Linked DNA regions of Homo sapiens: regions 2, 3 and 4 are each linked to region 1. The links are chromatin contacts, found by Hi-C or POLR2A ChIA-PET in ENCODE. All regions are on one chromosome and are shown on one strand. Each heading gives the region's core, a stretch centred on a gene start or an enhancer-like site at or near the end of the contact. The rest is flanking DNA. Distances are from core to core; before and after follow the strand shown. Region 1 holds the start of TEX9 (testis expressed 9). Region 2 holds the start of LINC00926 (long intergenic non-protein coding RNA 926). Region 3 overlaps TCF12 (transcription factor 12). Region 4 holds the start of TCF12-DT (TCF12 divergent transcript).

Evidence for each region. Hi-C counts contacts between places; a loop is a spot of excess contacts on that map. ChIA-PET counts read pairs that join two places held with the same protein, here RNA polymerase II (POLR2A). Pooled maps may share reads with other maps.
Region 2: a map of B cell shows a loop between it and region 1 (9-fold over the local background). The contact joins the promoter of LINC00926 here to the promoter of TEX9 in region 1. A Hi-C loop is called at or near these places in 1 of 168 maps with a recorded cell type or tissue (B cell), 3 of 37 single-sample maps with no recorded cell type and 2 of 50 pooled maps.
Region 3: a loop to region 1 is called in a map of B cell, with 3 times the contacts of the local background. The contact joins the enhancer-like site here to the promoter of TEX9 in region 1. A Hi-C loop is called at or near these places in 1 of 168 maps with a recorded cell type or tissue (B cell), 4 of 37 single-sample maps with no recorded cell type and 4 of 50 pooled maps.
Region 4: a pooled map shows a loop between it and region 1 (8-fold over the local background). The contact joins the promoter of TCF12-DT here to the promoter of TEX9 in region 1. A Hi-C loop is called at or near these places in 1 of 168 maps with a recorded cell type or tissue (OCI-LY7), 1 of 37 single-sample maps with no recorded cell type and 7 of 50 pooled maps. POLR2A ChIA-PET finds 5 or more read pairs at or near these places in 2 of 52 experiments (OCI-LY7 and activated naive CD4-positive, alpha-beta T cell).

Annotation. Positions count from the first base shown.
Region 1 is chr15:56,364,102-56,366,764 of GRCh38, forward strand. TEX9 (testis expressed 9) reads left to right here and starts at 1,325. Exons shown (of 12, transcript NM_001395496.1): 1 at 1,325-1,376; 2 at 1,478-1,569. The coding sequence starts at 1,350. RefSeq lists enhancers at 789-968, 979-1,028, 1,569-1,618.
Region 2 is chr15:57,299,036-57,301,698 of GRCh38, forward strand. It overlaps LINC00926 (long intergenic non-protein coding RNA 926), which reads left to right and starts at 1,330. Exons shown (of 3, transcript NR_024433.1): 1 at 1,330-1,889.
Region 3 is chr15:57,281,011-57,283,673 of GRCh38, forward strand. TCF12 (transcription factor 12) reads left to right here. Exons shown (of 21, transcript NM_207037.2): 20 at 1,435-1,588. The coding sequence ends at 1,577. Among named protein-coding and RNA genes, the nearest start is that of SNORD13D, 3.7 kb to the left of the region's middle. Within about 2 kb of position 1,306, at least 2 of the 41 ENCODE cell types and tissues checked have a DNase peak (open chromatin) inside an H3K27ac peak, as active enhancers do; they include B cell, where a contact is called at or near this core.
Region 4 is chr15:56,917,163-56,919,825 of GRCh38, forward strand. It overlaps TCF12-DT (TCF12 divergent transcript), which reads right to left and starts at 1,337. Exons shown (of 4, transcript NR_015419.2): 1 at 378-1,337; 2 at 1-50. TCF12 (transcription factor 12) reads left to right here and starts at 1,482. Exons shown (of 21, transcript NM_207037.2): 1 at 1,482-1,744. RefSeq lists silencers at 642-781, 1,302-1,431, 1,602-1,651, 1,742-2,031, 2,082-2,521.

The sequences.
Region 1 (2,663 bases), core at 75-2,574:
ACTAAAGGTTTTTAGTTTTGATAATGTCTAGTTTATCTATTTTTTTTTCCTTTTTTTTGTTTTTTTCTTGAGATGGAATTTCGCTCTTGTTGACCAGGTTGGAGCGCAATGGTGCAATCTCAGCTCACCGCAACCTCTGCCTCCCAGGTTCAAGCGATTCTCCTGCTTCAGCCTCCCCAGTAGCTGGGATTACAGGCATGAGCCACCACACCCGGCTAATTTTTTTTTTTTAGGAGTGGCGGGGTTTCTCCATATTGGTCAGGCTGGTCTTGAACTCCCAACCTCAGGTGATCCACCCGCCTTGGCCTCCCAAAGTGCTTGGATTACAGGCATGAGCCTCTGTGCCCAGCCTCTTTTTTCTTTTCTTTTTTTTTTTTTTTGCTACTGCTTTTGGTGTCATATCTAAGAATCCATCAAGGATTCTCAGAATTGTAATTCAAGGTCATAAAGATTTACACCAACAGTTTCTTTGAAGAGCTTTAGAGTTTTAGCTCCTAAGTTTAGGTCTTTGATACATTTTAATTTTTGTATATGGTGTGAAGTTAAGGGTCTAATTGCATTTGGATATCCAGTTGTCTCCCCATCTGTTGAAGACAATTATTTTCCCATTGAATGGTCTTGCACCCTTTCTAAAGATCAGATGACCATACATCATATCACGGTTTATTTTTGGATGTCAATTTTATTCCAAAACAATTGAAATTGTTAACCGCTTACGTGTTTCAGGCATGATCCTAAGCACGAATTCATTTGCTTCTCATAATAACTGTGAAGTGGGCACTATTCTCACTTCCATTTGACAAATGAAGTGGCCGATATACAGAGTGATTTGCCCAAGGCCATATAACTGGTAAGTGGCAGTGCCAGGATAATAATTTAGGTTGACTAACTTGAGAGCCTGAGTCTTAGCCATGCATGCTGTAAACAAAAATTAGAAATCAAAACTTCTGAATTCCACTGAAGAGCTCACTTTAAGCAAACGGGGTGAAGGTCGGATTAGCCACTAACGGTTTGAAAAGCACAACAGGGAGGGATTGCCTCACCAGCTTGCTTTCTATAGAGTAGCGGCAAAGGACCTGCCTGTTTTGGCTGAAACTCTTTCAACCCCCACAAGTTGAGAATTTGCACTAACTAAGTCGAATTTGCAGTTAGGAAGCCTTCCTGGGTTCCTGGGACAGCGCCGAGTGCTGCGAGCAAAGGCCGAGCCCGCTGCCAGAGGCTCGCGCCGCTCGCAGCACAGAACCTGAGAGTGGGAAGGCGTAGGCGCCCGGGCGGGAGGCAACCGGGATGTGGAAACTCTCGCGGGAAGATGCGTCGTTGCCTCGGTAACCGCGTCGCAGTCGCCGAAGATGGCGGGGCGAAGTCTGTGTCTCACGGTCAGTTCAACTCCAGGCTCCTGGGGAGCGTCTGGGTTCCGGCGACTAGGACGCCTAACTTCCTTTAACTTCGGGTCTGAAAGTCTGTGGCTCTTTTACAGAGAAGCAGCGTTCCAGGGACTCCGTTCCCGCCACCCGTTCAGCAACCCTCTACACCTGGACCCGACCTCCTCGCCTTGGAGGAAGAATATAAGTAAGAAATTCGGCGGTTGAACTTTTCCTTCTTTCTTTCATCTGAATGAGGCTGCTTACAAGTACTTTTTTCTGGAGACTGGCTGGATCTTCGGGACCACTCACTCTGCAGCATTCCCTTCTCGTCATCTCGTTCACCTGCCGTTTATCCTTTCTTTGTCTTTGATCTGAGTAGTTCGCCTGCGTATTAGAAGATATTTGAAGTGGGCGAAAATTTAGCCCAAGTAAGCATGTTGTTTAATTTAAAACGTAGCCCAAGTAAACAGCAAGATACTGTTGGAAGTTATTTGGGTAGCAGGAATTGCCACGAATAGTTAGTTCACTTGATAGTTTAGGTTATTTCGCTTAATATCAAGTTCATAGAGTTTACCTTGTGTAAATTTCCTTTAGGTTGGTTTCTAAATTGAAAGGATGCTTCCCACTGCAATCAGAATTACCATTCTCGTTCAAATATTCCTTTTCTTATCTGTTCTCAGTGTAATTACAACTATCCTGACAACGGTGCTTTCATTCTTGGCCCATTCTACTCCTCATCCCCAAGTTTTCACACAGCAGCCAGTGTAATCTTTTAATTTGATCTACCATGCCTTTGCTTAAAATTCTACAGTAGTTTCCTGTTGCATTTCAAAAGCTCTGATCGATGTGGCTCCTCCTGCCTCCTCTATTTGATCTTATTCCCTCTTCCCCTTTTCCCCCTAAAACTCTCCAGCTTCACTGGCCTTTTAGTTCCAAAAACTCTTCCAGGTTTTCTTTCTATCTCAGGAAAGAGACAGTCACACACGCCTTCAACCTGTAATGTGAGTGGCCTTCCTTGACCATGCTAAGTAGGCTCCCTTGTTGGTCTTTTTCATTGTCTCAGTGATTTTTCTTTCTAATTAGCATAATTTGTTACAATAAATTCATTTGTGAATTTCCTTTTTGTCTGTCTCCACTGGACTGTAAGTTCCAAGGGCAGAGGCGATGTCTGTTTTATTTGCCATCATACATACCCTTATAAAAAAGTGCCTTTTAACAACTCCCTTCCGTTTTAATATAAAATAACTAGATTAAAATTTGGAAATAGTTGGCAGTTTGTATCAGAGGGTTAAACTAGAG
Region 2 (2,663 bases), core at 80-2,579, 930 kb after region 1:
GACATCAGCTGGCAAAGGCCCATGGGACCAGGAGGGAGGCATTAGAAGGGCGAACACTAGCAGCTGTTGAGTAGGAAGAAATGTGAGCCGACTTCTCTACCTAAGGAAGCGGTGGCAAGGCCGTGGAGGTTCGGGATGGGGACGGGTTCCAGGATTAGAGTGCTTTTTTTTTTCTTTCTTTCTTTTGAAGGAGGAGAGGCTATGGGAGCCTCAGGTACCGAGCATCTGGTGTCTGGAGAGATGCAGCTACTCAAGGCAGTTTCTGATCTGGAACCAGGAAGTCTCTGTTTCCCCACCAGCCAGCAAACGTTCTGGACTTGGTGCTGGGCCTGCCACCACCAAAGGTGGAGATGCCCCACATACCTGCGTCAGGCATGACAGGTCACCCCTGAGTCCTTGGGTCTCCCCAAGGCTTCTCCAGGGCTTCCCAACAGGGCTGAGATTCAAGAAAACGCTCAAGGTCCACCCCACTGCTCCGACCCTCTCACCAGAAGAAAAGGGCTGTGTCCCAAGGGCAGCCTGCTTGGGAAAAGAATATGTGGGGTGACTTGTCCAGATCTGCCCAGGGAGGCTGGGAATGGAGAGAGAAAGGAATCTGCCCACCAGTTGGGGGAAAAGTGGATTTCGCAACAACCTTGATGATATTAAATGCTTGGGGGGCCTGGGAAGACCAAATGTTTAATATTTGGAGAAGAGGCTGTCTAAACAGAGTAATTAGGAGGCTCCTTTGTAGTGATATGAAAGAGATGAATTGGGTATATTTGACATCAAAGACAGGAGATCCAGTGGGGAATGAGACCCACGGCCGGGCGTGGGCAGCGCTGGAGGACAGGCTCTCCCAGTGTGCTGCGGGGGAGGGCAGCCCCTGCAGTGTGCGTGTTGAGTGCTGGGAAACCCCCAAGTAACACTTCCCCCCTCATTTAACACACTTCCTAAAACCTCTCCTCCCCAAAAGCCACTTTGCAAAAGCAGCGATTACCACCAACCACGAGAAACACAGGAGCCTGCCTTCCACTGTTTACCACTGGGCAGGAAGTCGTTTATGGACCAGTCTCTTGCCCAGGCTAAACTCAGAAGTGGACACTGAGGGCCGGTTGTGGGTGCCACCAGGCAAGCTAGGGCATCGGAGTTCAGCAGAGCTGGGTGGGAATTCTGCTTCTCCCTCCACTACCTGGGTAACCCTGGGCAAGTCACTTAGCCTCTCCGAGCATAAACTGGTTTGCTTGTAATATGCAAATAATAAGGGGTGGGGGAAATTTTTTTTTTTTTTTTTGAGACAGAGTCTCGCTCTGTCACCCAGGCTGGAGTGCAGTGGCGTGATCTCGGCTCATTGCAACCTCCGCCTCCTGGGTTCAAGCAATTCTCCTGCCTCAGCCTCCTGAGTAGCTGGGATTACAGGCGCCCGCCACCACTCCCAGCTAATTTTTGTATTTTTAGTAGGGACGAGGTTTCACCATGTTGGTCAGGCTGGTCTCAAACTCCTGACCTCGTGATCTGCCCTCCTTGGCCTTCCAAAGTGCTGGGATTACAGGCGTGATGGAGATGATACTCCCTAAATCACAAGGGTGTGGTGTGAAGATGAAATGGCTGCACGTGACAGAGGAGTTGGAGAACAGGAAGCAAGTGGATTACTTGGATGAACTGTGATGGGCCCAAGAAGAACTAAGCCAATCACTCCAGGGGGCGTTTTCCCAGGATCCAGGCAGAGAGCTGATTCCAGCATCCACGTTGTATCCCCCTCCCGCTGTGGCCGGGGTCTCCAAGAGCCGGGCACCCACTGCAGAGCTTCCAAGCCCAGGCCCATTTGAACACAGGAGGACTTTTGAGGTTCATTTAACCCCAAAATCAGTGATTCTACATCTCAAGCTCATATTTTGAAGTGTTTACGGGTAAGTCATATGATACTGGTCATTTATTTTTTAAATATTCTAGCCAAAAGTACATGGTAGACAAAGTGAGAATGTCAGAATGTTGATAATTAGTGAAACTAGACGAAGATACATGAAAGTTTAATTTTGATTCTCACCTACTTTCATGTGCATTAGGAAACTTTCATAATAAGTTAAAGTAACAAAATAGGCCAGACTCGGCTGCTCATGCCTGCAATCCCAGCACTTTGGGCGGCTAAGGCAGGCGGATTACTTGAGGTCACGAGTTTGAAACCAGCCTGGCCAACGTGGTGAAACCCCATCTCCCCTAGAAAATAAAACAAAAAAAAAAATTGTAGCTGGGCATGGTGGCAGGCCCCTGTAATCCCACCTACTCAGGAGGGTGAGGGAGGAGAATCGCTTGAGCCTCAGAGGCAGAGGTTGCAGTGAGCCAAGATTGCGCCATTGCACTCCAGCCTGGGTGAGAGAGCGAGACTCCATCTCTGAATAAATAAAGTAACAAAATACATTTCAGTCTCGAGCTCCAGTTCCCTGCCAGGAAGAGCTGAAGCTGAGCTCTGGCACCCCCTGCTTCTTCTCCCTCATCCCTAAAACATGTGGGGTACTGGGTGCCAAAGGAGATCTGAAGATGGCCACCACTCAGACCAGCAGTAGAGGCCAAGAAGGTGGTGAGAAATTTTAAGGTATTGTAGCATATGCTCTCCAGGGTGAGGACACAGGATGCTGGGACCTAAGGAGGGAGAAGTTAACCCAGAGAGGGCCCAAGTCAGGGAG
Region 3 (2,663 bases), core at 56-2,555, 920 kb after region 1:
GAATAGTAAGTAGTGTGTAAGTAGATTTTGATCCAGTGGGTTTTTGATCTGATGGATATTCTTTCCCTTTATTTCTCACAGTAGCACCCTATTCTTTTTTTTTTTTTTTTTGAGACAGGGTCTTGCTCTGTCATCCAGGCTAGAGTGCAGTGGCACGATCACTGCAGCCTTGACAACTCTTGGGCTCAAGCGATCCTTGTACCTCTCAGCTTATTCTTTAACCTCTTTTGAAAATGCCCGTGTCACAGATCCCACGCAGTCTTGTTTGCTATCTTTTATAAGAAGCAGCAGAGGTTTTTACCACCCTTTTAATAACACCTCCAGCAATAGAAAGACCAACTCATTCATCTTGTTTCACATACATATCAAAGTAGAAAAGTAAGATGTGCTCCACCTATCTATCCTTCTCCCTCGAATTGGCACATTTCCTATAGAAGAGGGGTCCCCAACCCCTGGGCCACGGACCAGTACCAGTGGCCTGTTACGAACGAACGGGCTGGCTGCACCGCAGGAGGTGAGCAGAGAGCAATCCAGCAAAGCTTCATCTGTATTTACCGACACTCCCCATCATTTGCATCTCCACATCCTGTCAGATCAGCGGCAGCATTAGATTCTCATAGGAGCATGAACCCTATTGTGAACTACATATGCAAGGGATCTGGGATCTAGGTTGCTTGCTCCTTATGAGAATCTAATGCCTGATGTGTCATTCTGTCCCATCACCCCCAGATGGGACCATCTAGTTTCATGAAAACAGGCTCAGGGCTCCCACTGACTTAATGGTGAGTTGTATAATTATTTCATTTTATAGTACAATGTAATAATAATAGAAATACAGTGCACAATAAATGTAATGTGCTGAAATCATCCTGAAACCATCCCTGCCCCCTTCCCCCCAGCCCCCCGCACCCAGTTCATGGAAAAATTGTCTTCCACGAAACCAGTCCCTGGTGCCAAAAAGGTTGGGGACCACTGCTTTAGAGGAATAGCTGAGGATATCTCTTACTTTATCCTTTTCTGAACTGGTAACATTTTAGATAAAGCACAGGTGTCTCTCTCTAAGTACAAGATGTCAGCATTCATGTCAATTCAGTGTACCGTGTCTTAGTAGGACATTGAAGAGACTTGGTAGCCTAATAACAACAGCATTTGCCAAAATGTTTGAGTGAAGAGTAGCATTTTGATTTAAATCAAATCAAACCCTAGAAAACTAAATCATAAGCAAAAAATGAAGAAAACACAAGATGGTCACTTAGAAGTATAAATCTGGAGGCTCAGTTCAATGCTGAGGTTTTATGTGAGCACATTGTTTCTTCTATGTGATGGTACTTAGTATGGGAATGAAGTTACACAAAACAACAGCAATTTGTTCAGCTTGAGACCTAATTCATAACTTAAAACCATAGTGATAAAAATTCTTTCCCCCTGTTTTAGAGAGGAACCTTAACCCCAAAGCAGCCTGCCTTAAGAGAAGGGAAGAAGAAAAAGTTTCTGCCGTATCGGCAGAGCCGCCAACCACACTGCCAGGAACCCATCCTGGGCTTAGTGAAACTACCAACCCTATGGGTCATATGTAAACATCAGCCAGGTAAGTACGGGTTTGAAAAGAAACAGCAAGGAAATAACCTTAAGATTCATCTTAAACTGGGTTAGAATCTTTGAACAGAATTCTCTAGTGAGCAGTGGCCATTGTAAAGGTCACATGTAATTTGAAATATAACAGTTTGTCTTTCTGTTACATTATCAGACTTAGAGAGCCAGTGTCATTTTATAGCAAATTGCCATTTTCTTCAAAGTGTGGCAGTATCTTGTGACTTTGGTTCTTCTGTTCGGAGTCATCATGTGTACTCTCTTACATGAGTATCTTCCTGATCCAAGAAGAAATAGTACAATGACTCAACCGTCAGAAAACGCTCTTGTTACCACTCATGTTCTTCATTTCTTTATTCAGAAATGCTGACTATATCATCAACCAGTTTTCTGCCAATTATCTAGCTTTTTGTCATGAAGCCTTTATACATGAAAAAGTTATCACTTGTATTTGGATCAATAATGCAAGTTTATGATATGATGCTTCTTCCCCACTTGCAAGCACATCAGTTAACACCCTCTAGAATCTATTAATGAATGGGAAGTTATTATATATGTTAGAGCCAGAATGCCCTTCTCTCTGGTGGAATTTTACTTGTTCAAAGACTGTTCTTTATATCTTCCTTTTCATGGACTAAACATAATTCAGTTCCTTGTGATTTTTTTTTTTTTTCCTCAAGACAGAGTCTCGCTCTGTTGCCCAGGCTGGAGTGCAGTGGCACGATCTCAGCTAACTGCAGTCTCTGCTTCCCAGGTTCCAGCAATTCTCCTGCCTCAGCCTCCCGAGTAGACTAGCTGGGATTACAGGTGTGCACCACCATGCCCGGCTAATTTTTGTATTTTTAGTAGAGATGGGATTTCACGATGTTGGCCAGGCTGGTCTCGAACTCCTAACCTCAGGTGATCCACCCGCCTCAGCCTCCCAAAGTGCTAGGATTACAGGCATGAGCCACCTCGCCCAGCTGGTAACTTCATTTTTATAATCTGCTTTCAGCAGTATGTAGTTTTTTTCCCAATTTTATCAACAGATTAAAGGTAGTAAGTAAAGGCAGATGAGTGCGGGGTGTGGAACA
Region 4 (2,663 bases), core at 87-2,586, 550 kb after region 1:
TACCGTCCGCCCTCCGTATCTGGGGTTTCCAAATTCCGGGATTCAATCAACTGAAAACAAAAAATGTAGTTAGGCTTACCAGGCCTGAAAATACATGAAAATATAGAGCCTAAAATATAGCCTGAAAATGTACTGAAAATATAGAGATTTCTTTGGATGATTATTTCCTAAATACACCTTAACAACTATTCACATAGCATTTGCATTGTATTAGGTTTTATAAGTAATCTAGATATGATTTAAAGTATATGGGGAAACACACCATTTTTATGTAAGAGACTTGAACATCTTAGAAAATCCAGAGTCTGGGAACCAATCCCACGGATATAGAGACAACTGTACTAACTACAGTAATGGCATATGGTAGCTGAATCTACCTCTCTTTCCATCCCAGTCCGGAATCCAAAGGCTCCTTCTTGCCATGTTGTCCTCGGGCGTTGGCTGCTTCCTCCCATTTGTTACTTTGGAAGTGTCTTCTTTCCTCAGTGTTTCTTCTGCGTGGGCCTTACCGGTCTTTACTGCACTCACTTACCTAAGAGGCAAAACAATGGCTGCCATTCAAGAAAATCTCACTTCAGCCCAGAATCGAAGAACTGGGGCTTATTTTGTCTTCTTTCTACTCTGGGGCTTCTCTGAGGCCAAGTTCAGAACTTGTGCACAAGACAGTGGCTGTGTGACAGAGCCACCCAGGGCTGTCTCCGTTAGATGAAGAGACTGGCTTGATCCATTCCCAAGAACTAGTCCCACGTGCAGTTCGGTTGCTCCGAATGGGATTTGGGTGCGAGGGGCTGACTGGAGATGTGGGGTCTGGGTGAGTGGGGTATTTGAGAACCTGAAGCTCACAAGGCTTTGTCTGGTTTGAGGTACGTTTTGCCCTTTCTCCCGCATTCGGCTCTGCATCGAATCTGACCGGCCGCGCCTACTCTCGGAACGGCCGAGGAGGATGGGTCTCCCGTCTCCACACGCGCGGTGTCTGCGCCGACTGCAGCCCTCCTGGACGGGAGCCTCTGGGCCCAGCTTAGGGTGGCGTCCAGCGTGACCTACTCGGGAATGGCAGCCTTCAGTGTCCTGCGGCCTCGGGTTCCGGGAAGCTCGGGGACCTGGGCAGCGGATCCAGATGCTTCCACAGCTGTGTCTCCGTCGCTCCGCTTCGGGGGCCGAGAACCAGCAAGACCAACGCGAGGAGGCGCCACGGTACCTGCCACCCCGCTCCCAGGAGGCCCGGACGAGGCTTCGTCGGCGAGCGGTCGGGGCCTGCTTCTCGAGGTGCCTGCGAGCGCCTCATGCCCCTCCCCACCGGCCCCAACTCCGTCCCGCCTCACCCGACCGCGGGCTTTGTCCACCCGCCGCGGTGCGGCTCCTCCCAGTCCCCGACAGCTCCTCCCCGCCCCCTCTGCCGGCCCCACTTCCTAGGCGGCGGAGCGGGTCGGGGAGGGAAGGGTTAACCCGCGGCTCTTCCCGGCGCGGAGGGATCCGGAGGCGAGCCGAGCGCGGTGGTGAGGCCGCCTCAGCGAAAAAAATGTCCGCCTGAAGAGACCCACAAGTTCTATTCGGGGGGACCGACAGCCCGCCCCGGGAGGAAGGGGCGGCCAGGCCCGAAAGCCGCCTCCCCCTCCCAGACCCGAGAGCTCGTGCGGGGCAAAGTGAACCGAGCCGCTGGGCGGTGCAAGGGGAAGCCCAAGCCCGTTCTCCCGGCCAAAGTGAACTTTAATCGGGGTGGTTGGATGCGGAGACGGGGCGGCAGGTAATTGCGGGCTAGCGAGCGGGAGTGGGGCGGCGCGGCGGGGCTGGGGGCTGCGGGGCGCCGCCGCGTCCCTGCCGGAGTGGGGGCGCCCCCGTCCCCCGCCTCAACTCCGCGCCCCTTTGTACAGCGCGAAACCCGGGGTCCCCTCCAAGTTGGGGAGCGGAGTGGGGGCGGAGGCTCGAGTCGCGGGCGCTCAGGCCCGCTGGCGGCGCGCTCGGCCTGTGCGCCCCGTTCGGTGCCCGACTCGGGCCGGCGCCCAGGCTCCGGGGCGCGCGGGAGATCGGGCGGCTTCGGCCGCGGAGCCAGGCTCATTGTTCGGCAGGTCCGGGGCAGGGCAGCAAAAGTGGGAGGAGGCCGAGCCTGGGGAGGAGGACGCCGGCCGAGAGCGAGACTAGTTGTCGGGGTTTCTGTTTTCTGTTTAAAAACGCCCCTTGGATGAGCTGGGGGTGCTTTCCGACCTCCTGGGCCCGCCGGGGACGTCCGGGCGGCGGCGGCCGCAGACGCGGGCCTGCGAGCGGCGCGTTCCCTGCAACTTGTCAGTTCTATTGTTGCCGAGCGAGTGAGTCACTTCGCATCTCCGCTCGCCGCCGCTCCGCTCGCTGGACGCCGAATTGCCCCTCACCCCGCTCCTCGAGACCCCAGCCGCGGCCGGGCCCGGCGCGCGGAGCACCCGGCGGCGGCGCGGAGCAGGGGGCGCCGAGGAGGTGGCAGAGACTGGCTCGGAAACTTGGGGGAGAGGCGGCGAGTTGCGGGAGCCGCCGCGTCGATCTCGGGCCGCGGCGAGGAACGCGTGGATTCCGGGACCCGGCGCGGGCACTGAGCCCTCCCGCCCCTTGCTCGCGCCGCGGTGGGAGCGAGTCGGGGTCCTGGAAGTCATCCCGGCGCCCCCAGCGCTCTTGCGTAATCTTCCCCAGTACCT